6 separate regions of the Mus musculus genome follow, and regions 2, 3, 4, 5 and 6 are each linked to region 1. Evidence: chromatin loops called from intact Hi-C (ENCODE). Cell type or tissue: heart. All regions are shown on one strand. Region 1 holds the start of Cish (cytokine inducible SH2-containing protein). Region 2 overlaps Cacna2d2 (calcium channel, voltage-dependent, alpha 2/delta subunit 2). Region 3 holds the start of Tex264 (testis expressed gene 264). Region 4 has its middle 2.6 kb from the start of Dcaf1. Region 5 overlaps Dock3 (dedicator of cyto-kinesis 3). Region 6 overlaps Tex264 (testis expressed gene 264).

Region 1 (5,000 bases):
CTAATCCACATGTGCAAGCATACGCTCATACATGCACTCACACAGTGCACACAAGAGACACACGGATAGTCACATACACAGACAGATACATACAGGCACATGTATTCACACACACTTATGCCTAGCTGTATCTAGGGTCAGGTGGGATCATAGTCCCACCTATTAATCAGACCCAGGATCTAAGAGATTGAAGGAAGGCATACAATCTGGAAGTGTTGTTTCCAGGAGGCCGGGGCAGGCGCTGCAACCAGCTTAAAGCTAGTGAACCCAAGGCTCAGTAAGGTCTCATTCTCTCTGAGCATGACTCCACAAGGAACGGAAAGTTAGGTAACTGAGAGTAGAGGCTGGGGCTGGATTGTATGTGCCCCGATATATACATACATACATACATACATACATACATACATACATACATACATACATGGCTCAGCTGTTAAGAGCACATATTGTTTTTACCAGAGGATCCAAGTTCCATTCCCACTACCCACATCAGGTGGGTTACAACCACCTGTGATGTCAGCTCTAAGGGAGCCTACACCTCTGGCCACCCACACACAAACACATACACATAATTAAAGATAAAATAAAATAAAATTTAAAATGAGCTTATATTTTAATTACTCTAAAATTTTATAATTGTGTTTCTAACTTTGTTTAATTAATCGATTGATTTACCAGCTTTTAGGAACTTTATTTTCCTTCTGCCTCTTTCCCTCTTTGCTCCGGTGTTCTGCAGAGCAGCTCAGAACCACGCAGTGTTGGCTCCAACCCACTCAGTGGCCTGCCCTGTGGGAGCCAATGGCCAGTCCTCAGTGGCTGGCTGCACACTCCAGTCTTCTGTGGGGAACTGCTGGGTGGGCACAGAGGGTACCTGTGCACCCTAGGACCAGTCGGCCACCTCAGGCTGAACAGCAATAAACTCAGGAGCTGGGGCAGTCCATTCACTCTGGAATTCCTCCTTGATCACAGCTTTCTTGGCAGCTGCCTGGTCCTCTTTCTCAACCTCCTCTGGGTCTCTGTAGAAGTGGTGATCTGGTGTAAATTCCACAGGCGCTCCTGAGAGATAACAGCATAGATGTGAAGAACTTCCCAGGCCAGCATCCACCACATCAGACCCACCCACTGAATGAGCTCCCTTGTTGTTGCATGGGATAGCAACAACGTCCACGTGGTGCCGAGGAGAGTCTGTCACACAGAGCCACGGTGGTCAGGTTGACTTGAGAGGCCTCTCTGAGGGGCTGATGGTCAGCCCTGGGATCAGTCACCACTAGAAGCCTTGACACCTTGAAGCTTGCTTGGATCTGGTTAATAATGAAGGTCTCAGGCATGAAGCATCCAGCAGTGGGAGGGTGCCTGTGACAGCAGCAAACTTCCAGCTGGCTCACTGGCCGGTGTTCCTAGAGGAGATGACGCTGTCATCACGAGGTTCTTGATAGCAACCATAGCCTGAGCTGCAAGCACCAGCCTCTCCCAGGTCCTCCTCAGATTTATGATGCAGAGACTGTCACTTTTCCTTCTGTAGATGTGCTGCTCCATGTGAAAGTCAAGGTTGGTGCCATCTAAGTGGGTTCCCGTGGCAAGGAATTTGGGACTATCCTCTTCCTTTACCTGTAGGACATCAACGGCTCCAGACATTATGTGAGTTTTCCTTTAAGTTACAACAGGAATCAAGAACAATGCTGTATGGACCTGTCCCTGGGCAACACAGATTATTTAAGCCCAGGCTAACCTCAAACTCACTGAGTAGACAAGGATAGCCTTCAACGCCTGACCTTCCTGCCTCAACCTCTCCAGTGTTATAATTATAGGTGTGAGCCACCATACACTGCGTGTAGTTTAAAAAATATATATTCAAAGAGGTCAAATTTGCTTGTTGCAAGTGTTCAAACCATACTGAAGTATAAAAAGTAAGTAGTCCCATTTAAAAAAATGCCCTTCCAGGCTGGAGAGATGGCTCAGTGAGCAAATGCTCATGTCCTACATAAGCCCAGGAACCTATCTAGGTTCAACCCTTAGGATCTATGCAAAGAAGGAAAGAATAGACTCTATAAAGTCACCCTCTAACCTCTGCATTCACACTCACACTGTGCCATGCATGCCTGTGTGCACACTCATGCATACACACACATATCATCATCATCATCAAATTATAAATGTAAATGTCTGTGATTATACAAACACACATAGTTCCCATACCAATTATAAACAGAGGTTTTTCCAGCTGTTCATTTGACCCAGAAAAATCAGAACATGTAGTTTCCTCTCAATGCTTATGCTGTAGCAACCATCTGGAATCATGTCCCCTTCACACTGTTGTAGAGATTCAGAACATAGTATGCTGGGTTTGGGCAAGTTGGGTTCATGACAGCAGACTCTGGCACTTAGCCCTTCGTAATAGTAACAGTAACAGTAATAGTTGGGTGTTCAAAGGAACAGGGACTGAGGCCTTTGAAGTAGCTTATGGTGAGCAAATAGACGATGCAGTAAAGTGCTGATGGAGGGAACTCCCTCCTCCCCACCACATCTGCCTTTTGATGAAAGGCAACCTGCTCATGATGAAAGGATAGAAGCCATATACCGAGGCTATCTAGATTGCTGTGCATTCTTGTGATCCATCATTATTCTGGGAACGGGGCAGGAGTGTCCTGCAGCAACAGTAATTCATGAAGTGCCTGAGTGCACTGGGAAGAATTCTCTATTCTCTAGTTGGCTAGTGAGGTCTTAGGAAGGATCGCCACTGGGTGGCAGTGTGGGCCCAGCAGTCAGGGAGGGGTCCATTCAAGGGGCGTAGTCAGGAAATAGAGCCAGTAGTAAGGAAATGGCCAGAGGCATTCACAAAACTTGAATGAAACAAGTGGGCAGGTAGCTTGGGCAAAACAGGGCACATCATGGTTCCCAGCACGTCGTAGGTGGGATGTCTAACACTGTCAACTTCACAAAAGACTACTGGAGAACCAAACACTTCTCTCCCCAAGGCACACTGGAAGCCGTGTCTTAGTTTCCTCACGTACAAGGCAGCATTATCTGTGGTAGCTGTGAGGGCAAGGTGAAGCTAGGATTTGCTGAGTGTCTGGCACAAGGTAAGTGTTCAGTAGGCCCACTTGAAAGGGGTAGATCCAAGTTCAAAATCACAGCTCTGGGGTCCAGCGAAAGAGATCCACAGATCAAGGTGCTTGCCACTAACCTGACAACCTGACTTTGGGCCCTGGGACCCACAGAGTGGACTGGGAGAAGTGGTTCCCTCAATTCCCTCAGGTTATCCTCTGACTCTGTGTGAATACTGTGGCTACAAACACATGAAAACACACACGTGCGCGCACACACACACACACACCACACACACCACACACACACACACAATTTAAAAAAGAAAATCATGCCAGGCAGTGGTGGCACACATCTTTAATCCCAGCACTCAGGAGGCAGAGGCAGGCAGATCTCTGTGAGTTCAAGGCCAGCCTGGTCTACATAGTGAGTTCCAGGACAGCCAAGGCTACAAAGATAAATAAACCCTGTCTCGGAAAAAAAGGAAAGGAAAGGAAAGGAAAGGAAAGGAAAGGAAAGGAAAGGAAAGGAAAGGAAAGGAAAGGAAAGGAAAGGAAAGGAAAGGAAAGGAAAGGAAAGGAAAGGAAAGGAAAGGAAAGGAAAGGAAAGGAAAGGAAAGGAAAGGAAAGGGTAAGTAAATAAAAAGAAAACCACAGCTCTGTTGCATGACACCTGTGAAATCCCCCGTATCTTCATAGCAAAGCGGCAACAGACAGTTTCTACTGAAGAGTTAGTATGCATACATACAGGGATCCCATGTTCTCAGAGTACTCCTACTCCATCCTACCCATATTCCAAGAAACTGGCTTCTTGCTGTATTCTGGGAGCCCTGCTTGGGTTACACTTAACTTCCCCTCCAGGGCACCTACGGGGAACTGAGTCCCTTGGAGTAATCTCTTATCTTCCCTAAGAACTCCTTCCTTTTCACAGGGTTTTATCTTTAGCTCTCTATCTTGGGTGGGGCACCCAGAGCCTAGCCTGGGCTGGGGAAAGCCCAGTCACTATACTCAGATTCTAGACACTGCCAGAAGCCTGTCATCGCTGCCAAGAATCTTATAGCTACCCTTTCTGAGGAACGTGGGTGGTGTGACGTGTGTGGAAGGAGTGGGTGTACTGGTTCTCCAGATCTTATCTCCCCATATCCTGAACCGTGGATGTGGAGGGAGATCACATAGACCCTACAGCTCCTTGGTAAACCAGATATGGTGACTTAGCCTATAAGTTCACATTGTAAACCTGTACTCAGAAGTTTGGGGCCAGCCTGGTCTACAAACTGAGCTCCAAGGTAGTCTGAATTCAATTTTAAAACAAAAACAAACAAGCCATCGACAGGGCTGTCTGGGAGCTGACTATCTCTGTTTACTGACTCAAGAGGGTAATTTCCCCAACTGTCGGTCCACTCAGAGATTAGGCAAAGAAGGGATGAGATCATTTGATTACAAAAGATTAGATGTAACCTGAACTCTTTTAGCTGTAGTGGCCACAGTGGACCTCCTTAGTTCTTCCGTCCTCTTCAGGGCTCCAGGCCTCTCCCTAAGTCTTTCTCCAGATCTCACAGCACACCACCCACCTTCTCACACAGTGTCCTGCAATAAGCGAGACCACGGCCGCCAGAGACAACGTCCGATAAACTAGAAGCGGCTGGCTAAGAGGACCGGCCCGACCCTGCCCCCGCGCTGTAGTTCTAGGGGGGGGGGGATAAGCGCACCCATCCCCAAAGAAGTAGAGGGAAGACAATCTGGTCTCCAGTTGCATCCACATTCCTTCTTAACTTGTCCCCAACCCAGTCTTTTGCCTACTAGTCTCTAGGTCCCGCCCCACTCGGGCACGTCAGTTCAGGGTCCCTGCACTTCAATAGGTCGGTCTAGATGCTCGTCTCACGTCCAGCGATACGATTGGTCAACTCTAGGAGCTCCCGCCCAGTTTTCCTGGAAAGTTCTTGGAAATCTGTCAAA
Region 2 (5,000 bases), 220 kb after region 1:
CACACTACTCCATGATCTTCCCTCCCTCCTCCATTACACAGCCAGACTCTCTGGAGTCTCTCTAGGACAGAGGACACAAGCCACTAAAGCCTTCTGTCCCCGTGGATCACCTGCCCCTCCCCCTCACCTCTTGTTTACTTAATGAGGGAACCAGATCACTCACGTCACAAGAAAAAAAAAACTGTCTTTTTTATTGAGCATGGTCTTCCCAGTGCCCAGGCCCATTCCAACCCCCATAGTGCGTGGTCAGTAGAAAGAAGCACAGGAATCAGTAAGTGGGTGGAAGAAGGAAGACCCCGCAGGTCCCGGAGGTGCCGTCCTTAACTGAGTCTTCTCACTGGCAGGTATATACAGGGGGCCTCATCACCCAAGGACATGGTCATCATTGTGGATGTGTGAGTGAGCCTTGTAGGCTGGTGGGATGGGCTAGGACTGGACTCTTCTGCCCGGGCACCTTATGAGGGAAGGACGGGAAAACCCTGAGAGCCCACATGCATGCGCCCCCTCCATGCCTGGTTTCCAGGAGTGGCAGCGTGAGCGGCCTGACTCTGAAGCTGATGAAGACGTCCGTCTGTGAGATGCTAGACACGCTCTCTGATGATGACTATGTGAACGTGGCCTCAGTGAGTGGCAAGGTGGCAGGCAGGATGGGTACCACTCACCCCCATCCAACCTGCTCCCATGACAACCATCAGCCCTGTACAACAGCTGCACACTGTGTGGCCAGCCTGAAGCCACTCACCACCCCCCACTGTCCCCACAGTTCAACGAGAAGGCGCAGCCTGTGTCTTGCTTCACACACCTGGTGCAGGCCAATGTGCGTAACAAGAAGGTGTTCAAGGAAGCTGTGCAGGGCATGGTGGCCAAGGGCACCACAGGCTACAAGGCCGGCTTTGAGTATGCCTTTGACCAGCTACAGAATGTGAGCCCCACGGGTGGGCAAATGGGTAGCAAGGGGTGGGCGAGGGACCAGGCTTAGTGACATGGGAAGATGAAGATGGATTGCCTTGTTAATAGTAAACAGGCAGCTTAGACAGACAGTACCATCTGCCGTGAGGGAGGAAGCCCCACCCTGGACCTGTGAGAGACCAAGGATTGCCTGACTCTGTGTTCATCCTCCACTAGTCCAACATCACGCGGGCTAACTGCAATAAGATGATCATGATGTTCACGGATGGGGGTGAGGATCGCGTGCAGGATGTCTTCGAAAAGTACAATTGGCCCAATCGGACGGTGAGCCTCAGCCCTGGTGGGTGGCTGCCCTGAGCTGGGTCCAGGACGGGAGAGGGCCGTCGTCCTCCGGTGGCCATTGTGATAACCTCATCGTCCCGGCAGGTACGTGTGTTCACGTTCTCCGTAGGACAGCATAACTATGATGTCACACCCTTGCAGTGGATGGCCTGTACTAACAAAGGTACCTCATCGGGTTTCAGCCTCTGCCTGCTGTGTCCTTCTGCTAGCTGTCCATCCATGTGTCCAGCTGTCTGTTCACGCACTGTGTGTCTGTCCTTCCATACATACCCTTTTTCCGGTGCTTTGTCTATTTGGTGGGCTGTCTTGCTTGACCATCTGGCTGTATGTCCCCTGTCTGTCTGTCTCCAGCCTTTCTGCTAATGTCTGTTTGTTGATCAATCCATCTCTGTTGATTGATTGGGTAAAACTCACGTTTCTGACGTCCTCGGATGAGGCTCCTTCCTCCACCCTGTCTCTGTTAACCACTCCCACCTCTGCTGCTTCTTTAGACCCCTACAATCTATCCTCTCCTGTAGCGTTGGTCACAGTGCCAGGGCAGTGACAGGGAGCATAAAGGAGTTGGGGGAGAGTCACAATACACAGAGTGTTGCAGGTGTACCCAGGCGACATTACCCCCTGTGCTGCGGGCCTTGCTGTGCCAGTCAAACCCACATCTCCTCCCTTTGCAGGTTACTATTTTGAGATCCCTTCCATCGGAGCCATCCGCATCAACACACAGGTGAGGTTGTGGAGGAGGCGGCCCCTCCCAGGCCTTGGCTTCCCTCTGGTTGTGGCTGCATGCTTTGCGTGCTTTCCAGCCATGGGCCGATAGCGACCCCTGGTGGCTGCTGTTGTCCATGGCAGCAGATGAGAGAAGAGTGAGTTGGGAAGGACATTTAGTGCCTCTCCTCTCCCAGGAATACCTGGATGTGCTGGGTAGGCCCATGGTACTGGCAGGCAAGGACGCCAAGCAAGTGCAATGGACAAACGTGTATGAAGATGCACTGGTAAGGCTTCTGGGCAAAGAAAGGGGACTAGTGGCCTTCCCCCAAGGATGTCCCCACACAGTCAAGACCCTCGAGGGGCCCCTTATTGGTGTTGACCAAGTAAAAGAAAATGACAGGTGGCCTGTGGCTGGGCCCCTTCTCTGAACACTCACAGTGAAGACAGGGCTGGCCACAGGAGACCCCATCCTTCTCTCCCTTCAGGGGCTGGGGTTGGTGGTAACAGGAACTCTCCCTGTTTTCAACCTGACACAGGATGGCCCTGGGGAAAAGAAGGTGAGTTGCCCAGTGGGTTATCTGGGGAGGAGTTGGCATGCCTGGAGCAGGTCTGGGGATGGAGGAGGGTTAGGGCATGCTACAGATTTGGCAAAGCAGCTCTCCGTATCAGCAGCTTAGCCCTTAGGCCTGGGCCAGGGGGTTCTACTATGGAGTTGACTCATTATAGCATACCTTCCCATTCCTTTGTGTCCAGAACCAGTTAATCCTGGGTGTCATGGGCATCGATGTGGCCTTGAATGACATCAAAAGGCTGACTCCCAACTACACAGTAAGTGTCCACCTGCCCCTCTGCCCTGGTTTGCTGTCCATAGTGACACAAGCCAGACTCAGCAGGGGAGACATGGGGACTGAAAGACCGTCACAGAAAGACTTCCCAAAGGGTTTGGTCTGAAGCTGGGGACAGCAAGCTTCACGGGAAGGACTAGTCTGTGAGTGTTTCAGGCCTTGCTGATCTAAACATCCATTTTCCACGCTAATACTATCATGTGAACACAGCTGCACACAAATCATTGATAAATGGCCCATGCAGATTTGTTTCATTTTTATTGGTTGGTTTTTTGAGACAGGGTCTCTCTATATAGTTCTGACTATCCTGGAACTCACTACATAAACCAGGCTGGCCTCAAATTCACAGTGATCTGCCTACTTCTGCCTCCCAGGTACTGGAATTAAAGGTGTATACCATCATGCCTGATGGCCTATAAGGTTTTATTTGTAGATATTGATATTTGAATTCCATAACATTTTTACAACACAAAGTAATTATTTTTTTATTTTTTTTCAAAAAATACAATGTGTGTGGATATTTTGCCTGGATGTTTTTCTGTGCTGGGTACCTCTGGAGTCCAGAAGAAGACGCTGCATCCCTGGAAGTAGAGTTACAGATGCCCATGAGCTGTTGCATGGGTGCTGGAAGTCAAACCCAGTGCTCTGGGAGAGCAGTTAGTGCTCTTAACTGTAAGCTGCCTCTCCAGTTCCCAACCTTAAAACCCACTGGGCAGTGGTGATCCACTCCTTCAATCTCAGCACTCAGGAAACAGAGGCACACAGATCTCTGAGTTCGAGGCCAGCTTGGTCTACAGAGGGAGTTCCAGGACAAACAGGGCTACACAGAGAGATCCTGTCTCAATAAATAAATCAAGCCATAAAACCCACTTGAGGCTTACAGACAAATTATAGCAACAGGTGGCAGGCCAGATTCAGCCCTGCCCAGAAGTATGCTGGCAGGGGGTAGGGGTGGGGTGGGGCAGAAGGACTCTTCCAAATAAGAGCCTGAGAGTGGAAGGCAGAAACTGGAGCCAAGGAAGGGACAGACAGGATGGTGGTTTGGCTATTCAGAGCCTGTGCTTAGAGAACTTGGGTCTCAACTATGAAAGCAAGAACAAGTGCTAAATGTGTGTGACAACTTCAAGCCTGAACCATGGGAAACCTTTGTTTGGCCTGAGAGGCCCCACATACAGTAAGAAACTCAGAGGCAATGACTTGTTCTTGGATGCCACTCCCGGGTCTTCTGCCAGGCCTGTGGGAGCCTAAGAGTCTCTCCTTCCTGTCCACCACCACTAAAATGGGGACAGGAAAGCAACATTTGAGAAAGTAGTGGATATGAGGGAGCCACACAGCGGCCCAAAAGCAATAGCCTGTGAGCGAGCGTCCTGCAGATACAGAGGTTGGGCTGGCTGGTTCCTCCGTGGGAAATGGGAAATGGAGAATGCCCACCTACCTACAGGGCTAGTCAACCTTGGCGTGGACTGGTGTACAAGGAACACCCAGCCTGTAAAGGCAAGCAGTATGGGAAACAGAATGGAGGGCAGCTCAGAGTCTAAGAAATCCCCACTCAGCCCTCTGAGCCCCCCAACCTGTACCCCACAGCTCGGCGCCAATGGCTATGTGTTCGCCATCGACCTGAACGGCTACGTGTTGCTACATCCCAATCTCAAGCCCCAGGTGAGCCAAGTGAGTAGCCCCCCGAGGGCTGGGAGCCCCTCCAAGACCAGGACTCCTGACTTCCTATCTGGCTTCCTGTAGACTACCAACTTCCGGGAGCCTGTGACCTTGGACTTCCTGGACGCAGAGCTGGAAGATGAGAACAAGGAGGAGGTGAGCTGAAGGCTTGGGGGCGGGGGGGGGGGAGAGCACAAGAAAATAGCTGGCGCGGGAGCAGGGGGTTCACACCTTTGGCCCTTGCAGATCCGTCGCAGCATGATTGACGGCGACAAAGGCCACAAGCAGATCAGAACCTTGGTCAAATCCCTGGATGAGGTATGGAGGCACAGACCAGGGAACAAGGGCATCGGAATGGACACCCATCCCTACCCACCCTCCCCTGCCCGCTCACCCAAGAACCTGATGCAGCCTCCTCTCCCAGAGGTACATAGACGAAGTGATTCGGAACTACACCTGGGTGCCTATAAGGAGTACCAACTACAGGTGAGTGGGCCAAGCTGGGCAGACAGGGAAGGGAGAGAGTGACCCTGACATCTGAAC
Region 3 (5,000 bases), 610 kb before region 1:
TTGGAGCGGCGACGCGACGCGCGGCCACAGGCAGCGCTGCTGAAAGGTGAGGGCCCCGCCCGTTCCCCTCTAGTCCCACGGACCCCGGACGTTCCCGCACCCAGCACCGAGGCAGGATCCGCGCCGAGAGGTCAGGACCGCCTCCCCGTCGCTTTCAGGCCCGGGAAGCAGGCTGGGCCAGCAGTGAGTCAGACGCGGGGCAGAGGGCGGCTCAGGCCGCGGGGAGCAGGCGGGAGGGGATGAGGGGGAGCCCCGGCAGACACCCCGTCGGGAACGCCTCGCCTCTGGCCCCGCCCTCACCTCAGCGGCGGCCCCACGGACGCGGACGGGCGCCGGAGGAAGATAGGGGCTCAGTCGTGGAGCCTGTGTGCGCTTGCCCCTCGCGCTCGCTCCGCCCCTTTCGCGGCGGGACGTGACCGTGGCTGTGGGCGCGTGCGCTCCAGATTTGGAGGGCGGAGGCCTGCCCCGCCCCGTCTCCTTGGTAACATGCACGCCTCCCCCGCCGCCTCCCCCCCCCCCAGCTGGGTTGGGCCCACAACACACATTCCTGCTTCCAATGAAGGGGAACTCCTGAAGGTGATCAAGCAACAACCAACCAATACCCCAAGGTATCCTGGCCGACAGGGAGGGAAGGGAAGGCGCAGGGGTGAAGGCGGGCTCCAAGCACCGGGAAAGTCAGCCTGTTTGCCTGCTCCAGAAGCCCAGGAAGCCAAAGCGGGACTGAATAGTGTTTGTGCATTTTAGAGAGGATCCGCACAGCAATGTCGGCCTCTTACTAACTGAACCAGTCTTACTCTCGCCACCTTCCCTCAGAACCTTCTCAAGTCTGGCCGCTTGCTCAGGTCTTAACAGCTGAGGAAGCTATGGATAAACAAAAGATGCTCTGAACAATCTCTGGAGAATGCAAATTTAAGTGTCTTCACTCAGCCACCCATCAGGGATTCTCTGAGCATAGGGACGACCATCCCTCCATCCAACCTTTATTATGGAAACACTGAGTGAACCAAATGAAAGCCTTGGCCTCCGGAAGTTCACTCCAGGGAACACCTCTTTTCAAAGCTTCTACTTCACAGCCCTGGCTGTGGTTGCTGGGAGTTTCTACTAAGTTAATATAACTTAGGTAACTCCCAAGTCAAGGGTAAGCTCCTTCAATACAGGTTCAATCTTGAGCTAGGATCTGATGACCTATGAATCTCAAAGCACTGTACTGAGGGCACCTCCTGAGACGCCCAGATCTATGCTGGAAGTGAGGAAGGCCACTATGCTTGTAAACTTGGCTGTTTATAAATCTTGATGCCAGACAGGCTGGGCCAAGGACTATATTAGTACTTCTGACAAGATTGCTTTATGGAAAGTTGATCACCCAAAGAGCATATAAGATGACTTTGGAAAAAGCCAGCAGCCATGGGGTAACATGTGATCTTGAATGTCATCCACAAGACAAATGTCCCAATGCTGTAGACAGGCTGGTAAGAAAAAGCAGCTAGCTACTCAAAAGTCTTCAAAGTAGAGAGGGCAGGAAAGTCATTATAGCTATTTTACCGTGAACATCAAACATGGTAATGATTGGCTGCTTCGGGCAGGTGGGCTGTACACTAGATAGGGTTCTTGAGACACGAAGGGCACATGGCCCAGGTTCAGAGCACATGTTAATTCTGTCTCTCTGAAACTCATTAGCCTGTGTCAGGAAATGACTGTCAGGAGACACTCTTTCTTCATCCTGCTGTCTTGGCTCACTTCCCTTAGCCTGGGTGGGAACTCTAGAACTCAGTATCAGAGTTGCAGGTATGCCTGAGGAATGTCAGCACTCTATTGTAGGAGAGCCTGCAACTGGGAATCAGCCCACCAGACTTCATCTCCCAGTGCTTCCAACAATGCCGGCTATCAAGTGACCACCAGGGGGCAACAGACTCCTTGGCAAGGCCCTTTGTACACTCCTACCAGGTCTGAGACCGGCTCACCTTACATTCCCAGACCTCTCTCAATAGCACAGACCCCACTTAGTGTAAGCCCAGACTTAACCTTCCTCTTTCCCAGTAATCACCAACTGAGGTGCTTTAGTTCTGTGTAGACTGCCAGAGGGTATGTCCCCGGGGCGGCTCCTCTTAAACTTGCGGGGTTAGAGGGAACTGTCCATTTCCTCCCCTCCTCCCATTCCAAACCCTGTTAGAGCCCCACCCCCAACTCTGCCCGAGAATATCCACTCGGTGTAAAGTGCTCCCACAACTCCCATCCCCACAGTCCGTATGACTGAAACTGGTTTAATCCAGCCATCCAGCCTTGAATGGGCTGCCCCACAGCTGAGGACTTAACGGGCTTCAACAACTCAAAGTCAGCTTCATTGTTCTACCAAGAGCAGGACAAGGTACTCAACCCTCTTAGTGAGCAGAGACAGGAGAAGCCCAATGACTGACCCTGCCAACAGACCCTGCTCAGAGCCTGTCCCACCCCACCTCGTGTGCTGTCCAAGAGCCATTATTCTGTTAGGTTCCTTTCATTAGTACCCAGCTAAGTCTCTGTCCAGAAAATTTCTTGACCAAACATCTTGAGTTTAAACTTTATTTTACAAAAAGAGAAATAAAGAAAACTGATAGGCAGTTATACTGACTTACAATTGTTCTGTTTGCTTTTTTTTTTTAAAAAAGTGACATGAAACACAAGTAAAAATAAATACGTCATAGAAACAGCCAGTCGCCCAGTCCCTGGAGCAGACGTGTCTGCCCTGCTGAGAGAGGAGGGAAGCCCATGATCACACCAGCAGCTGGACCACCCAGCCACAGATGGTCCTCTAAGCCAGGCACAGGTCCTGGGCCTCAGGGGCATCCTGAGGAAAGAAGACAGAAAACTAAAGCCAGGTACCAGAGCCTTGGGGCAGCCTCATCTCCCTCCCCCTCCCCCCCAACTCCTCTGGCAGCAGTGTGGCCTTAGTGGTTATCTGTTGCAACCCCTTCAACCCACCTGGACCCTCTCTCTGATCCCTCTGAAGAGGGTACAAGGAAAAAAATCTGTTTCGGGCAGGCCTGAAGGAATCTTCTGGTGAGTCCCCAGCCTGCCCTGAGTTACAACCAGATAACAGTCATTTTACACCACAGTGCACATGAGCACACACATGCAAACACATACACACATTCACTCAAACACAGCTGGGCTGAGCTCTCTTCCAGGGAGGGTCCTGGGTTCAGGTCACAGTATGAGGTCCTCTCTTGTCTGAATATCATCCTAGTAGTGGTAGTAGAGAGTGCCCAAACCTCCCTCAGCCCTCTACATTGTAGATTACTATGCAGCCTGCCTGGCTCTCTCTCCCCAGCACACTAGATGACTATAGCAAACAGACTCATGGCAGGGGAAAGGCGCAGACTTGGGTCCCTGAAAAGCAAAGAGGGTGGACACTGCCTGCGTATTAGTTCATCATCATAGGACTCACGTATTCATAAACGGCTTAAAGCCAAGCTAGTGGCACAGAACAGACGTTGAGGGATTACACCGATTTGGATACACAGGGGCAGAAGGGTCTGAAGGTGAGCAGTGGGCAGGTCAGCACTTGGCAGATTGGCCGTTTAAGGTGCTGATTTCCTGGGAACTAGTCAGCAGTGGAGCCAGAAAGTCATCCTCGGGGAAGGGGACTTCTCCCAGCAGTAATACTGGGAAAGAGCAACCTAGCTGAGAGTGCACAGAAAACCATGGTTCAGACCTGGGCATGTGGAAAGCAAAGGGAAGTGGGAAACAAAAGGTCTGTGTAGGAACAAGGAATGTAACGCCCCAGAAAAACCTTCCCCTGTAGACAAGGACTCAGTTCCAGAGCCATGGATGTCACACCTAAAGATACTGACTGCCTGCGACTTGCAGTCCCACCTCTATGGTTGATCTTCTGTTTCAACTAATCAGCAAAACAGACCCCAGCTCCTTGCTTCACGCTCCCAGAGTGGGAAACTTCAGTTTTAGTTGTAAGTTATAAATATATGATCCACACATTAATTCCTACAAGAGTTCCAGACAAAATCTTTAAGCCAGGAATACAGATACTTAAGTAGCGTTACTCAAGGGGTAAGGACTAAAGAGATAAGCCATTAAGAAGGCTCTGACCTAATGTGGTTCACTTACTTTCTTCAATAGCTACCCCATCCCTCCCAGAGGGGACACAGCAGACCTAAGGTAGCAAGTATCTGCATCATTTAGTAGTGTTAAAGAGAACAGGGATTTAGAATACACCAGAGTGACTGGGCTTCTTGAGACCCTTAAAACATTCCATGAAAGACATGGTCTCACTGTATACATAGCCCAAAATGGTCTTCCTGCTTCAGTTTCTTGAGGGCTAGGATTACAAGCATAGCTGGTATACCCACTACCACCTCGGGTTTCCAATCTAAGCACAATAGATTGTGAGGTTCCTGCTTCCCTCAGCACATGCTCATGCTTGGTGCGCATGCACACTTCCCCATAAGTCCATTTGAAAAGCAGGATATTTAGGGTTGTTGGAGGGAGGGGAGTTGCCAAAGCCCATGGAGCTAGTAAGCAATTCAATCTCCTATGATCTCACCCCCACCCTTATACAACATAAGCTGCATGTTATCACAGAGAAACCTTTAGCCAGGAGGCCTGTCTAGAGTTATGGCTGCTGCAAAGATGAAGTACGCTCCAAGCCCAGGATGACTGCTGGAGTGTACAGCAGTCACGTGTTCCTCTCAGAATTCCCATTTACTTCCTGGCTGCTTAAAAACCAGTTCCAGTTCCCTACTGAAATTGTTTCTACTAATTTACTATTTGTGAACACAGAAACAGCCCTCTTCCTGGCTAGCAGGGCATACACACAGACATACAACTCTGGGAACTCAGTATTCCAATGTCTGAGAGGAGTCCATGTAACAGAGACAACTCTGGGAGCTCAGTGTTCCGAGGTCTGAGGGACATCCATGTAACCCAAGCTCTGAATGCGTTCTACAAGTTATAGAGATCTGGACTCGCTCGCTCCCACTGTACCAGCCCCAACCTCAGAACCCACG
Region 4 (5,000 bases), 470 kb before region 1:
CAGACACATCAGAAGAGGGCATCAGATCCCATGGTGGTTGTGAGTCACCATGTGGTTGCTATTATCTTTGTAGAGCCTCAGTTTATTTCTCTGTTAAGTGAAGTGGTGGACAGAGATATAATTATGTAGGAGTGCCCTCTCTACCCACATTCTGGGGGGAAGATTGGGAAGCTTGGGGGAGCTGGAGGACAGTTGGAGTTCACTAGGTGGGTCAACTAGTGCATGACTGAGATTTCCTTTTTGTCTAGGCTGGGGTCCCCAGAGCTTGGAAGCACTGATACTATTTTCAGAAACATCTGTGATGCTGGTAGCTTAGTTTTGTTCAATTAACAGAGCATTAAGCAGATGAAAGATTCATCTAGCTTCAGTGAGTTCCAGAAGAAAGCAGGGGGTATTGGGTAGCACCAGGGTAGGGCGAACCTAGAAAGGAGGCACTTGGAGAAAAGTAGTTATAGAAGGAGGTGGAGCTTGAGGCCCAGAGGATGCTACTGTGGATTTTTCTATTTTTTTTTAAAGATTTATTTATTATTATACATAAGAACACTGTAGCTGTCTTCAGACGCACCAGAAGAGGGCATCAGATCTCATTACGGGTAGTTGTGAGTCACCATGTGGTTGCTGAGATTTGAACTCAGGACCTTTGGAAGAGCAGTCAGTGCTCTTACCCACTGAGCCATCTCGCCAGCCCCAGATTTTTTTCTTTATAAATAACAGGCACACTTGTGACAGGGATAGGTAGATTATGTCTAGGATTGTTACCCTTGATTCTGGGGCTGGAGCTGGGGTGCCTCTTGTCCTTTTATTGTCTTTTTTTTTTTTTTTTTTTGGTTTTTCGAGACAGGGTTTCTCTGTTTAGCTCTGGCTGTCCTGGAACTCACTTTGTAGACCAGGCTGGCCTTGAACTCAGAAATCTGCCTGCCTCTGCCTCCCGTTTTATTGTCTTAAAACACTGTCTCTGTTCATACATGTGTGCATGGCAGTACAGGCTAGCCCTTCACTTTTTAAAATGACTTTTTAAAATTTTATGTGCACTGGTGTTCTGCCTGCACGTGCGTATGTGAGGATCCCCTGGAACAGGAATTACACTTATAAAATGCCATGTGGGTGCTGGGAATTGAACTTTGGTCCTCTGGAAGAATATCTAGTACTCTTAAGCACTGAGCCATCTCTCCAGCACCTCCCCCCCCAACCCTTTATTTTCAAAACTATCTCTTTTTTTTTGTTTTGTTTTCTGTTTTTGAGACAGGGTTTCTCCGTGCAACAGTCCTAGCTGTCCTGAACTCACTCTGTAGACCAGGATGGCCTAGAACTCAGAGATCTGCCTGCCCCGAGTGCTGGAAAAGGCATGCCCCACCAACGTCCTGTTCCTCTTGTCCTTTCTGATTCTGGGGAGCTTAGTAAGCACGATTCCTCCCATTTCTGGCAGGGATTACTTTCCCAGTTGTCCCAGCAGGGAGAGAGGCACGAGTAGAGCACAGTAGGACAAAGCCCTCAGATATTCTACCAAAGAAGCCAAAACAAACAATCCAGGACAAAATGCTCCTTTTAAAGATTCAGATCCAATGTGCCAGAATCAAGCTAGGTGCGCAGGCCTGGGTTATCTGTGGTTTTGTGTTTCTGTGTGCTTAGGCGTGAAAGTTGGCTCTAAACACGGGTGCCTAATACATACACACACACACACACACACACTTTTCTATCTAGCCATGTGGGTAATACCCCTCCTGTGAAATAGCCAATGATTGAATCTGGAATATGTAGCTAGGGACGCCTGGGTGCTGCTCTTTCTTTCCAGAATGGGAGTCTGGAGTGCTTGGCCGCATGTGGCTGTGGTTTTACACAGTGTTCAGAGTGAGGGAGAGAGGGCTGCAAAAGTTCTAGGGTGGAGATTATTTTTGGAGACAAGGTCTCATGTGTCTCACGTTTGCCTCAAAGTTGGTGTGTTAGCCAAGGATGATCTTGAATTTTTGATCCTCACCTCTCCACTCATGTGCTGGGACTGGCGGCTTGCACTGCCATGTCCAGCTCTTTCTTTTCTTCTCTTCTCTTCTCTTCTCTTCTCTTCTCTTCTCTTCTCTTCTCTTCTCTTTTCTTTTCTTTCTCTCTCTCTCTCTTTCTTTTTGGTTTTTTTGAGACACGGTTTCTCTGTGCAGCCCTGGCTGTCCTGGAACTCACTCTGTAGATCAGGCTGGCCTCGAACTCAGAAATCCGCCTGCCTCTGCCTCCCAAGTGCTGGGATTAAAGGCGTGCGCCACCACTGCCTGGCTGATTTTTTTTTTTTTTCAACATAGGGTTTTTTTTGAGTGGCCCTGGGTGTCCTGGAATTCTCTCTATAGACCAGGTTGGCCTCAAACTCTAGAGATTTTCCTGACTCTGCCTCCTGAGTGCTGGGTTTAAAGGTGTGCGTCACTGTTGCCTGGCATGGTAGATATTCTTGAGGGAGTTGCTTCTAGACAGGCCCTGTATTTCTGCTTTTCTACTACAATCCCATTTGATGCCCCTTAAGACCTCCAATCCAGTACCCCCACACTGGGTTCCTAAAGTGGGGTAGTGCCATCTGGTGACAGAATGAGGTAGCAACTCCTGCTTTGATGAACTGGGCTTTGGGTCCTCACAAGGGCTCTTGCATCTAGACCACAGGAAGAGGTAAGGTATCCAAGGGATTGAGGATACCTGGAGGAGCCATCCCTCTACATTTTGGGCTTATAGCCCAAGAAGATATGGCAGGAAAGCTGCCTGAAATAGTATTTTAGGTGTTGTGAACTCTCTTTTTTAAGATAAAAATGTAGCTGGTCACAGTGGTACACGCCTTTATTTGCAGCACTTGGAATGCAGAGGCAGGGGAATGTCTGTGATTTCAGTGCCAGAGCTGGTCTACACAGGGGAGTACGGGACAGCTGGAGCTGGATATCGAGGCTCTGTCTTGAAAAAAAAATTAAAGATTTATTTATGTATACAAGTGTTGTACTTGCATTTATGTAGGTGCACTCCATGCATGTATGATGCCCAGAGGCCAGAAGAGGGCGTCTGATCCCCTGGAACTGAATTTCCAGGTGGTTGTGAAACCATTTGGGTACTGGGAATCAAATCCTGGTCCTCTGAAGAGCAGCCAATGCTCTTTCATGTTAGGCTCTCTCCAGCCCCCAAATCTGTATCTTTTTTTGTCTGTCTGTCTGTTTTGAGGCATTATCTATCTAAATGTAGCTCTGGCTATCCTGGAACTCAATGTGTACACCAGGCTGGCCTCTAACTCAGAGATCCACCTGCCTCTGCCTCACATGTGCTGGGATTAAAGGCATGTGACACCATGCCCAGCGAAACTCTTCATTCAACATTACTACTTTTGATTTCTCCTCCATAAAGTTGGCTAGCCTTATCTGCCCTGGTGTTGAGAATAATGAGTGTAATTAAAACATTTGATTTAGGGATGGAGAGGTGGCTGAGCAGGTAAGAGCACTGACTGCTCTTCCAGAGGTCCTGAGTTCAATTCCCAGCAACCACATAGTGGCTCACAACCATCTGTAATGGGATCTGATGCTCTCTCCTGGTGTGTCTGAAGAGAGTGACAGGCTACTCACATAAAATAAATAAATCTTAAAAAAAAAACCATTTGATTCAAGTCTGCTATAGAGTCTAAATAAATAATGGTCATTATAGCTCAAGAGACAAGATTTCAGATGCACAGGAGAAAGCTGTGTTGTAGCAAGAGCGTGATTACAAGTTATATGCCTGTAGCACTGCTATTCACCCTCTAGAATTTGTATTTCAAGCAGCTGTTACTCCAAGCACATAATTGAGTGAGGAAGGAACGAAGTGCTCAGGTGGGTGGGGGTAGGGTGGTAGTGGATTTAAGCCCTAAGATACTGGCTGCTGCTTTTCTCTTTCTTTCTTTCTTTCTTTCTTTCTTTCTTTCTTTCTTTCTTTCTTTCTTTCTTGCTTGCTTGCTTGCTTGCTTGCTTGCTTGCTTGCTTGCTTGCTTGCTTGCTTGCTTGCTTTTCTTTCTTTTCTTTCTTTGTCTCTTCTTCTTCCCCTTCCTCTTCCTGCTTTTTTTTTTTTTTTTTCCAGAGGGAAATCTCTGTAGCCCTGGCTGTCCTGGAACTCACTCTGTAGACCAGGCTGGTCTTGAACTCAGAGATCCGCCTGCCTCTGTTTCCCAAGTGCTGGGATTAAAGGCATGCGCCACTGCCACTACCACTCTTCTGATACAGGCTTAGTAACAGCCGTAGAATCTGATCATGACAAGAGGTCCACAGTGTCTTATAATTTCCACAAGAACGTATTGGCTGTAATCGCTCTATGGAAACGCACAGAACTCGCTCAGAATGCCAAGAACAATAGTGAGTTGCATGAATCCTGACGTCTGGGTAGGTTTTGTCAAGATTCTGCTCAATTGTGGAGTTATCGTAATCTTCCATGTTATCACACAGAATCGCTGGGTCAAAACCAGATCCTTCCGATGCAGCTTCCCTTTGGTTTGTGAAGTTAGGCAAGTCATTTACTGTGGGTTTCATTTTCCTTAACTCTAAAATTGATAAATTGAATTAGATGGCCTCCGTGATTAGTTGTTTTCACCAAAGGGCTTTCATTTTTCTGCCTCACATATAATACATGGTAACTGATGTTTTTTGATTCCTGTCGAATATGTTTTTAACAGAAAGACAAAGGAAAACCGACGAATTTCTAACGAGTACAGTTGTTTCTGAATACATTTGTGTGAAATGCATTCTTTGACCCTGGCATCCTTCCGAGCCTGATGTGGCAGTGTCCTACTGAGCCCTTAGATGACACAGGGTAGAATTAAGTAAATTCGGGCAGCCCGGGCTTTTAGAAAGATCTATTCCTTCCTTTACTTTTCACTTCCGCCTTAAAGAAAACTACGAATCCCAGAAGTCAATGCGCTGAGGTGGTGCTTAATGGTAGGTCTAGCGCCATCATCCCTCCCCCGCCCTTAAACGCGGAAACTTCATTTCCCAGGAGCGCTTTGATGTCCCTCGGCTCCTCCC
Region 5 (5,000 bases), 130 kb before region 1:
TAAGCTCAGTGTTCTGACCTAGGAACATCTGAATGATTAGTAGCCTCACACTCTCTGAAAAAAGCAAGCCTAAGATAATCACCAGTCCAACGGGGACTCAGACAGGGAGCTAGCCTGAGGCAATCACCAATCCCACACTGCCCAAGCCCTGGAAGACTCCTAGGACCAAGAGCAAGCCTGAGACTAAAAGAACCCCCTCCTGGGACTGAGGGTCCAGGGCAGGAGTGAGCCTGAGACAGATGACTCTCCCATGGAACCACTTGAGCAGACCAGGTGAAGAGCAAGCCCAAGATGACCACCAGACAAGTGCTATTGGACTTGAACAGGGAGCTGGCCTGAGACAACCGGCAGTCCTGGGGGAGCAAACCATGCCTGAGATGACCCCTGCCCAGCATCATAATGCATGAGTGGGGCATAGCACTCCTGAGATAACCCCAGACACTCAGAGACCCCAGAAACCTCTTAAAGGAGCAATTAAGTGGTGGAGAATGGAAGAGAAACTGAAACAGAAGGATGTAAGCACAGTAAAGAAAGGCAGAACTAGAGACTAAGAGTAATGAGGAACAGCCTAAGAAGAGTAGCCAGTGATGCCACCTGGGATCATGGTGAGGTTTTGGCCTGTGCTGCCCCAGTTAGGGGTGGGCTTGTTGCTATTTAAGGGCTATATAGAACTGGCCCACCCCTCAGCTGGGCATCATGGGAGAGCTGGCCCTGGAGGCATGAGAGCTGACTCTACCCCTAGCCAACTGTAGTACTCCACAGAGCGGTAGTTGATTGGAAGCCTAGCCAGGCCCTCAAAGACATGAGCACGGGGGACCCGGCCCTCCCACTCATTCACTGTGTGGTGGCATAGACAAGAGATATCCTTCTCCTTCCTCCACCCTCAACACCTGAGGCAAGCAGGAGGCCTGGCCCTGAAGTTGTGAGAGCAGGAGATCTGTCTCTGCCACTCACCAGCTGTAGCACTCAGGATGGTGGGCCCTGCACACCTCGCCTGGGTTGACAGCAGAGCTGACCCTGGTGGCATGGGGGGTGGGGAGAGCTTTGCCTCAAGGGCTTGAGTGTGGGAGAACTGTCCTACCTATCAGCCATGGGTTAAAGAGGGAGAGATGATACACACACACACACACACACACACACACACACACACACACACACCCCTTGCCACCTTCGGCAAACAGGAATGCTGATTCCCTTGATCATTAGAGTGGGAAAGATGGTCCTGCACCTCACCTGCTGCAGCAGTCAGGAGAGCAGGCTTGCCGGGGCAGTACAGTAGAGGTGGACGTAGGGGTAGAGGTTGCAGGAGAGCCAGCTGGGTGGTATGAAAAAAGGAGAGACACATTCCTCCTCTCCCTCACCCCTCACCACCTATAGCAGTCAGGAGAGCTGGCCCTGGGGTCATGAGAGTGGAAGAACTGGTCACGTCCCTCAACAATGGCAACACTAGGGAGAACAGGCCCTGCACCTCACCTGGGCAACAGAGTAGAGCTGGCCCTGGTAGCAGGGACTGTGATGAGCCATCCCCAAGGGCATGAGAGAGGGAGAGACTACAGGCTAACTAGTTCAGAAACCTCTCAGATCCAGGGTTTTGAATTGACCAACCCCAACATCTGCCCCATCTATGAACTGCTAGTGTATATGAAGAGGTCAGTCCTACAAATCTAAAGCTACAGGATCTCCCAAGACACAGGGCAACAATGGATAAACAAGAGGAGTCCCACTGAGGTTCCATTATCAATAGAGTAGCAGAAGCCAGAGGCATTCCTTATGCCAGACCACCAATTCATTGCAACGAACATTTGCAAGCAAAGAAGTGTAGACAAAAGGTAACACTATATGACACACTATGACACACTACAGCTTCCAAACCAAGTTTTGTTTGTTCGTTTTCTCTGCTAAACAGGAGGTTACAAGAGTGAAAGGCAGGTATGAGGAGAGGTAGAGATGAGTGGGTTTGGGGTGCATGATGTGAAATTCACAAAGAACCAATAAAAAGTTTTAAAGGAAGAAGGAAGAGGAGGAGGAGACAACGGTGGTGGCAGCAGCTGCAACCAAAGTAGCCACTGCTGCCACCACCTACAGGATGGTTCAGTGGGTAGAAATGCTTGTCTGCAAGCATAGAAATCTGATTTTGAACATTATACAAAAGTGGATGGAGAAAACTGACTTCACAAAGTTGTCCTCTAACCTCTCTAAACATGCTGTGGCACATGTTCCCATAAACAAATACTGCACATATGTATGAGGGCACACACACAGACATACAATAATAAATAATTTAAATGTCATATATAATCAAATGTAATTAAAAATTAAGGTATGACATCAAACTCAATTTCTCACCTATAAATAGTAGTGTCTCTTTTATACCAGAGTTTTTAAAATTTAAGAGTGTAAGGTTGCTTTTATTGTACTATGACAGAATACCTGACAAAGAAATTTAAGGGAAGATTTATTTTAACTCATGATTTGAAGAGAAAGTCTGCTGTAGCAGGCACAGAGCATCTGGTCACACACTACCTCTAAAGCAAGGCGAAAACAAAGAGGCATGCAGCACTCAGCTAGCTGCCTCCTCTTTCCCTTTTTATTCCCAAACCCCAGCCTGTGAAAGGTGCCTTGGTGAATTTCCCTCCTCAGCTAAATTCATCTCTATAACATGTCTTCAAAGCCATGCCTAGAGATCTCCTAAGTGGTAAGATTAACCACCACAATGTTATTTGCAGCACATTCTGCTTAAGCAGTTGGTTTCACAAAGAAAAAGGAAAATATTAGGGGAGCTGTTTTAAATAAAAATAACCATGTTAATCTCTTACCCAGCCTATTCTGTAGAGTGAGATCCAGGACAGCCAAGGTTTACACAGAAAAACCCTGTCTTGAAAAATTAAAAACAAGCTGGGCATGGTGGCGCACGCCTTTGATCCCAGCACTCGGGAGGCAGAGGCAGGCGGATTTCTGAGTTCGAGTCCAGCCTGGTCTACAAAGTGAGTTCCAGAACAGCCAGGGCTACACAGAGAAACCTTGTCTCGAAAAACCAAAAGAAAAAATAAACAAATAAAATAACCATGTTAAGCTTAAGAGAAAGGAACAAGCCACAGGTTTTAGAAGACCTGGACTGACTTTCAAAGATAATAACCATAAAAATATTATAAATTGTATAAATGTCATCAATGTACAAAAAGAGAAAAAACTGAGAACAATAACCAAGTGCTAGAGAAGATGGAAGCACAATGGTTTGCAACTGTGACAAATACCATTAATAACTGCTCAATGCTTAGTTAATTAGGTGAGAGTAGGTGAGGTTGTGAGATTTACATCTATCCTCACAACTGCGCATGACATCTTCAGTAGTCACACCAAACACGTCATATAAATTAAATCACTTCAAATCAACTTGAAAAATAAATAGGGTTGACTTTTTTCAATTTAATTCTGTTATATTAAACAAGCAAATAAATAAGACAAATACAAGTAACAAAAATGTATTAAAATGTTCTTATTTTTTAAGATTTATTTATTATGTATACAGTGTTCTGCTTGCATGTATGTCTGCAGACCAGAAGAGGGTATCAGATTACATTATAGACAGTTATGAGCCATCATGTGGGTGTTAAGAATTGAACTCAGGACCTCTGGAAGAGCAGCCAGTTCTCTTAACCTCTGAACCATCTCTCTGGCCCTAAAAATAAGTCCTTAATCTTGGTGTAAATATGAAATTAATTTATGTGAAAGGCATAACATGTAAACACATGCATGAAAAGTGGTAATGACTTAGCCTTGTTCCACATTCTGCGCTGGAAGTTTTACCACCTATAATTTCAACACTGATGAACAGTGCTTTGGCAAATATACATTTTTGTGGAGATTGTAAGATGACCTTGCTAGGCACCCAATGCAAGTGAAGCCATACTGTCCCATAGAGGCAAAAAGTACCTCTACAAAAGCTGCTGGCTGAGAAGCTGCAGAACAATGTGAGCAGTGTTAACTCAAAGAATGGAGCCTCTATAAAGACCAGGCCATGTGACAGTCAACAGTTAGCAGCCAAAACAGGTGCAAACCAAGGGAGTAAGGTCAAAGGTACTAACAGGAGCTCAAGGTAGTACCCTCCCTCTTTGACAAGACACTCCAAGCTTGTATCTCAAACATATATTTTCACTGACAAAAGTAAAACAATCCAACCCAAACTTACTGGTCCTTAACCTAATATCCGAGTAGAGAGAGATCAAAGACTAGCAAAAGATACATCAAAAAAAAAAGTACAATCTCTTCTCTATCCCATAATTTAAAATAATCTTAATTAAATTTTTTGAAAAAAAAATCATTCAGTCTGTTAAGACGGTTTAGCAGGTAAAAATATTTGTTGCACAAGCCTGGTGACCGTAGTTTAATCCTCAGCACCATGTAAAGCTGGAAAGAAGAAACCAATTCCACAGCAGTGATTCCTGACCTCCATACAGGCACATGGCACACATGCCTGAACACACGAGTAATAATAAAAAGAATTATAACTGTTTCCTTGTAAAGGACAGACTAGAATGAGTGCACATTCTAAAAACCATGTAAGAAACCAACAGTGAATTTGAAAGCCAAAAACAACCTACAACCTTTTTAAAAATATTTTCTTACTTGGTATATCAATAAAAATATGCATAGCCTTCAAATTCTTGGTGTCTTTTTCAATTATATAACTAATAACAGACAAGAAAGAGTCAATCAATCATAAATCTAAGAAACTTTTAGCAGAATTCAACCCCCAAAAGTATTCAAAAGGCTGATTTTCAAAATTATCTTTCCATTATTTTCACTGAAAAGCTTAAAAAGAATAAGCTTATATATTTATGCACACAGTTTAATGCTATTTTAAATCTTCATTTATGATCTATAATTATAAAGTTGATAAATAGCAATAACTAAATATGCATTCATCTGGGAATTTTTTCCATATGAGTCATTATTGTTTTGAAATTAGTTATTTTAGAGAACCCTAAACAAATTTGAAT
Region 6 (5,000 bases), 620 kb before region 1:
CTCTGTGCTGGTTCTGTGTTGCTAAAGTTACTGACTTCAGTGTCTTATGGCCTAGACAAAGTAATTGTCAACCCAATGTGTCTGAGGGAAGGAGTGTCAACCACCAAGAAGTGTCAGCCTAACCTGTGGGTCCCCTCAGGACACTCACAGCCCCATAGCCCATGCCTGGGAACAGGGTGGCCCATCTTCAAGAGAAGGCTTCAACTGAATACTGACTGGTTGTTAGGTTGGCTTTTAGTGCTAGACTGGATCTAGGACCCTCTACATGCAACCCTTTCCTTAGCTCTCGGGTTGTCAAATATCTAAAGAAGTGGTATAAACAGGACAAGGTTTCAGAACTCTTGTAGACACAGAGACCCCCCATCCAATCTCTTCCTACGAACAGGCTGTGTTGTCAACATTACTCCCTTCCAGGTCAGAAATGAAGGAGGCGAAGCCTGCCATGGATGTTCAAGTCCTGAGGGTAGGGAGGGGGGCACACTGTCAAAGGTAGCATCAAGGCCAGGTTGACACATGGCCACTGAGAGCTCTTTAGGCCTCAAGGAGGAGAGGGGCAGGGTGAAGACAAAGACAGAGTCAATCTGACCACACCAGGGTTCTGAACAAGCCCTTGGAGATGGTCTAACCCCAAGTTCTTAAGCATCTGAAAGAGATGCCAAAAGTCTCTGCCATACAGCCTAGCCACCCTGGTGACTGATCCATGAGGGCCTTAGAGAGCTGCTCTCTCCAAACCAGGTGTATTCCTCTCAGTTCCCATCCAAGGGGCCCGAGTGTCCACCCTCCACATGCTATACCTATGTCTCACCTTGATGTAGGTATCCAAGGCAGGATGGACTCGGCGGGCAGCCAGCCAGATGGATATGGGGGTGGTGTAAGGGAAGGTAGCTATGACCACATGGCTAGGTGCTGGGAAGGAGAATATCTTGAAGCCAAATTTCTGATAGAGGTGGATGAGCTCAGGTGAAGGCGACTCCTCCCCCTCACTCAGGATGCTGCCGACTGCACAGCGGCACTTCTCAGGAGGCACCTGTGGAGGGAGGCAGGGCACGGGATCAGGGTCATGCAGAGGATGGAGGCCTTCAGACCCAAGGCCCTCTGCTTCTGGGCTAATCCAGTCCTAGAAGAACCAGAGCTCCAGATACCAGGATGAAGCTGGTAATTCCGTACTAAAATCAACTATGGCTCGTGTGTATGCATTCTGTTGTGGGACTCTCATTTATTCCTTCAGCAAACAAGCCAAGCTGCAAATACAACCCAAGAGTCATGGTGGGAAAAAAAAAAAAAGCAAGAAAGACAAGGCAAGACTTGGTCTCCACCCTCAGAAGCCCTGGGGAGGAAAGAACAAAGAGATATCTGAGCTATCACCCTCTACACAGCCTATTAATCAGCAGCTCTGCTGAGGGGCCTCCTTATGTTACCTTCTGTGGGTCCCAGCCTCAGAGGGCATCCAGCAGAACTGCTAAGAGCTGAGCCTAAGATCTGGACTCAGCATGGTCCAATTAGCTATTTCCCTCCTACCCCCCAGAGGGGCAAGCTTTACTAACAGAGAGATCATGGAAAGCAAGGCAGTGGAACTGAATAGTGGGAACAAAGGGAAAAGCCTGTAACAGCCTTCTTTCTTGGTTGCCCATAAACACAAGTATGTATGAGCATACACAGTAGAACACACAGGACAGAGCCCAGAGCAGGGATTTTAGCATTTGCTGTAGAAGATCAGGATGTGAGATAAAAATTTAAGTCGAAATCCCCTCTAGGTTCACAGATAGAGACAGTCACCATCACAAGGGCTCTGGTCCTTTTCCCCTAAAACCTGTCTACTTTCTAAATCCCTTCCTGATTTTACTCCAAACTCTTGGTCCCCCTCCCCATGTCTCCCAGCCCCTAACAAATGTACTTCCTGTTCTACATCTCTCCTCTCCTGATCCTCTGTCCTACAGCTCCCATCAACCAGAGGCAGTTGAGTTTTGAGTTTCCAACACTTCCTAGGACTCACTTCTGCCAGCAGATGGTGACAGCCTGTCCAACCTCTGTTTCCCAGGTCTATTTTCCTACCATCTATGTACAGCTCTTGGACTAGGTGCCTAGGGAAAGGTGTTCCTAACTCCAGGACATTCACCACAGATCTGGACCTTAACTCTGCACCATTCAATCCTTCCCCAGCCAGGCCCACCGCCCTCTGATGTGACAGCACACTCCCTACCTGCACTCATTTCCTTTCCTGAGCACTTCCTCAGCACCACAGTCAGTCTCACACACGTGTCCCTACCTCCCCCCTCCAGCCCCGTTCACGCCTGCCACTAATCTGTGGGCCTTTCCTAGCCCCGACCCACTCCCTCTACTCTGGCATTCTATCCTGCCTTAGAATCATTTTTGGGGAGACCGTGGGCACCTGTTCAGCCTCTGACCTCTACACAGACCCTAGGGGGAAAGCTAACTCTCAAGGCAAGCTTCTGACCGCATTGCTTCCTTGGACAAATGACAGCAGGCAGAACTTAGAGGAGTTTTAGAGATAGGCAATATAATGTAGTGTTTATAACCATAAACAGCTACAAGGCCGGCCAGGAGTGAAACCTGAGTCATGTGATCCCGCCCAAGTCCTTCCCCTGGCTTCTCAGAGCACAATTCCTTGATATTTCCTTACAGGTCTTTCATGTTAAAAGAGATAGCTCACAAAGGCTTGACATTAATGAAATGCCCCATAACCACGTTTGGCTATTTGTAGCAATAACATGGTCCCAACAGCAGTCCCTCGACCTAGAATGCCCACCTACTCTAACTCTGAAGACAGACCTTCCCCACCATCATCCCATCCTTCAGGTTCAGTGAGACTTTGTACCACCTTTCCTCTTCTGAAACTTTTCCCAGATTCTGCTGTCTTGTCCTCAAGTTACTGCCATCCTACTCAAACATGTCACTGCTGCAGTACCACGTCTTGTCTCTAGATGGTGCACCTGCACCACTTACACCCTAAGGATTGCATTGGCCATACAGGCAAAGAAGTTCCCACCCACAGGTCTGGACTGGCCAAGTGACTGACTGTACCTGCTGACCCCTATGTATGGCATGCCAGGTGGGAGAGAGGGTAGAAAAAAATGTTAACAAAGGTTAGAGGGAAAAATGGGTGTTAGGACACTTGCCACTTGATTTCTCCTTGTTATCCCTTGCCTGCCTCAATTTGGGTTCCAAGGCCTCTCCTGGGATCACTTCAGCAGGTCCCATGGAACTACCAACTCAATGCTCTTCTGACTCCAAAAGATGTCTGAACACACAACTAGAACTTCTCAATGACTCACAGTTCCCATCTATGGCAAATCTAAACCAATCAGGCCAGGTGTGACACTCAATTCACCTCAGGACCAGTCAGTCATCAGCAGGGCTAGGACCCAGATGGGCCGGCCGGCAACCACTGAGTACGTGGCAGAGGGAGGGGCAGAACCCGGCTCTGGCCCAGCCCACCTTGTCAGCCTCTTCTCCCACCACACCCCCATATACACCCACATGGAGCTATTTGCAGCCAAACATGCCACGTCGTCCCATGCTGCCTGCCTTTGCGTAAGCTACTTCCTCTGCCTTAAATGTTCCTCTTCGACCTATGTGAGTCTTCTTTAGGAAAACTCTAGTCCATCCTCTAAGACTCCGCTCAATTCCTCTCCTCAAAGCCTTTTGATATTTTCTTGGGAGCTACCCCTCCTCTCTGACCCTAAATATACACTAAGGGTACAGGTCTTCTACTTCACTGCAATGGAGCCTTCTCATTTCTCTCCCACCACGCCAGGCCTCACAGAGAAGTCTAGGATACTACAAAGAAAATTCCTCGGGTATGTGGAACAATGGTGCGGGCATGAACACAGCTGCTCACACAAACCCCGCCCACAATCAAATAACCTGGCATAAGGGAAGTGTTCCTCTCCAATGTAATACAGAATAATGTGGAATGGAACACAAGAACTCTCTCTGACTCAGTCTCTCCCAACTCCACAGTTAGGTCATTATTTGTCCCCTCCCGACTCTGGCCAGTGCTCGGACAGCAGTGTAAGAGCACAGCAATCCTACCACCTGCTGAGTAGTCCAAGCAACGCCAGAGCTAGAAATCTGTAGAACTAGGTCACCAGCAAGGAGATATGACAGCTATGAAGATAATCCAGGAAGTGGCAAAGCTGGTCCAATAGCAGTGCTTCAGCCCAAGACAAAAGCCTACACCTCTTATTTGTCTACTTCTCCTCCTTACATCAGACATTTCTTTGGAGTCCCTGTGACCAGCAAAAGCTGGACCAGAACTGCACCAGCCTGGATCCATATTAGAAAGACAGGATAGTGGTGGGACCACCAGCACTCTGAAGAAAGAAAAGCCCACCCAGGAAAAGCAAGCAAAACACCCAGCAAAGCCAAGACTAACAAGGAAGAGGCAGGGGCATGCCAGGCTTCAGCACATCTCTCAAGGCATCCAGCCTCCTCAGCCTAGTACTAGAGGGCAGTTTCTTGGAAACTGGATCTTTCAGACATGAGTCCATCTTGAGGCTAGCCCGCTGCCCCTACCAGAGAGGTAGGTCTTTGACAACCATCAGGTCACGGTGAAGAAGTTCTTCTTGATGGTACTGCCTGGCAAAGACCTCAGAAGTGTATGAACAGGACAAGATTGATATCTTTAAGGATTTAGAAAAGAGAAATTATGTCAGCTGGCCCACTGGGTTCAATAGAGACAGCCAACTGCAAGCCCACAACCTATACAGTCAATAGGAGTAGGTATATGATCTAGTAGTCCAAGCCCAGAGGCTGCATCTGCCAATTACAGATGTATACTGGGCCTCCTTTACCCAGACCTGGTGAAGCTCAACACTTTATGCCATGTGTTCAACTCCCCTGGTATGTGAAGGAACACGGGGAAGCAACCAGTTGGAATATGGGCTGATGCCAACAACTAAGCCAGAGGATAAGGCTCATACTCAGAAGGAGGGAAGGGGTCATTGGGACTCAACTCTAACAGAGGTTCTGGAGCTTTC

What was found. Peaks named below come from ENCODE experiments on the same cell type or tissue, not always from the same donor. Only the 100,000 strongest peaks of a DNase experiment are listed, where the experiment ranks them.
Region 2: it touches region 1 in a loop (6-fold over the local background); 16 of 42 quality-filtered maps call a loop at or near these places.
Region 3: a loop joins it to region 1, with 4 times the contacts of the local background. A loop is called at or near these places in 15 of 42 quality-filtered maps.
Region 4: it touches region 1 in a loop (2.4-fold over the local background); 2 of 42 quality-filtered maps call a loop at or near these places.
Region 5: it touches region 1 in a loop (15-fold over the local background); 10 of 42 quality-filtered maps call a loop at or near these places.
Region 6: it touches region 1 in a loop (4-fold over the local background); 16 of 42 quality-filtered maps call a loop at or near these places.

What each region holds. Positions count from the first base shown.
Region 1 is chr9:107,291,689-107,296,688 of GRCm38, forward strand. It overlaps Cish (cytokine inducible SH2-containing protein), which reads left to right and starts at 4,971. Exons shown (of 3, transcript NM_009895.4): 1 at 4,971-5,000. It also overlaps the pseudogene Gm17040. In heart, a CTCF peak has its summit at 2,740 (motif pointing right); DNase peaks (open chromatin) are centred at 2,773 and 4,077; H3K4me3 peaks cover 999 bases; H3K27ac peaks cover 677 bases; H3K27me3 peaks cover 591 bases.
Region 2 is chr9:107,512,710-107,517,709 of GRCm38, forward strand. It overlaps Cacna2d2 (calcium channel, voltage-dependent, alpha 2/delta subunit 2), which reads left to right. Exons shown (of 38, transcript NM_001174049.1): 9 at 345-395; 10 at 524-623; 11 at 764-922; 12 at 1,126-1,233; 13 at 1,336-1,414; 14 at 1,923-1,972; 15 at 2,151-2,240; 16 at 2,442-2,513; 17 at 2,710-2,784; 18 at 4,386-4,460; 19 at 4,542-4,613; 20 at 4,704-4,775; 21 at 4,882-4,943. Among named protein-coding and RNA genes, the nearest start is that of Tmem115, 19 kb to the right of the region's middle. In heart, a CTCF peak has its summit at 2,076 (motif pointing left); a DNase peak (open chromatin) is centred at 1,962; H3K27ac peaks cover 70 bases; H3K27me3 peaks cover 695 bases.
Region 3 is chr9:106,685,535-106,690,534 of GRCm38, forward strand. It overlaps Tex264 (testis expressed gene 264), which reads right to left and starts at 418. Exons shown (of 6, transcript NM_001081654.2): 1 at 301-418. It overlaps Rad54l2 (RAD54 like 2 (S. cerevisiae)), which reads right to left. Exons shown (of 22, transcript NM_030730.2): 22 at 2,546-5,000. In heart, a CTCF peak has its summit at 1,900 (motif pointing right); DNase peaks (open chromatin) are centred at 357 and 1,937; H3K4me3 peaks cover 916 bases; H3K27ac peaks cover 597 bases.
Region 4 is chr9:106,816,845-106,821,844 of GRCm38, forward strand. It overlaps a transcript of Dcaf1 not described here. Among named protein-coding and RNA genes, the nearest start is that of Dcaf1, 2.6 kb to the right of the region's middle. In heart, CTCF peaks have their summits at 2,557 (motif pointing left) and 4,924; a DNase peak (open chromatin) is centred at 4,967; H3K4me3 peaks cover 829 bases; H3K27ac peaks cover 751 bases.
Region 5 is chr9:107,165,055-107,170,054 of GRCm38, forward strand. The region is part of intron 2 of Dock3 (dedicator of cyto-kinesis 3); the gene reads right to left. Gm23595 (a small nucleolar RNA gene) reads left to right here; the gene lies at 1-52. Among named protein-coding and RNA genes, the nearest start is that of Gm23595, 2.6 kb to the left of the region's middle. In heart, no CTCF peak of the experiment used is centred here; no DNase peak of the experiment used is centred here; H3K27me3 peaks cover 310 bases.
Region 6 is chr9:106,672,712-106,677,711 of GRCm38, forward strand. Tex264 (testis expressed gene 264) reads right to left here. Exons shown (of 6, transcript NM_001081654.2): 4 at 806-1,027. Among named protein-coding and RNA genes, the nearest start is that of Tex264, 11 kb to the right of the region's middle. In heart, a CTCF peak has its summit at 2,935; a DNase peak (open chromatin) is centred at 2,980.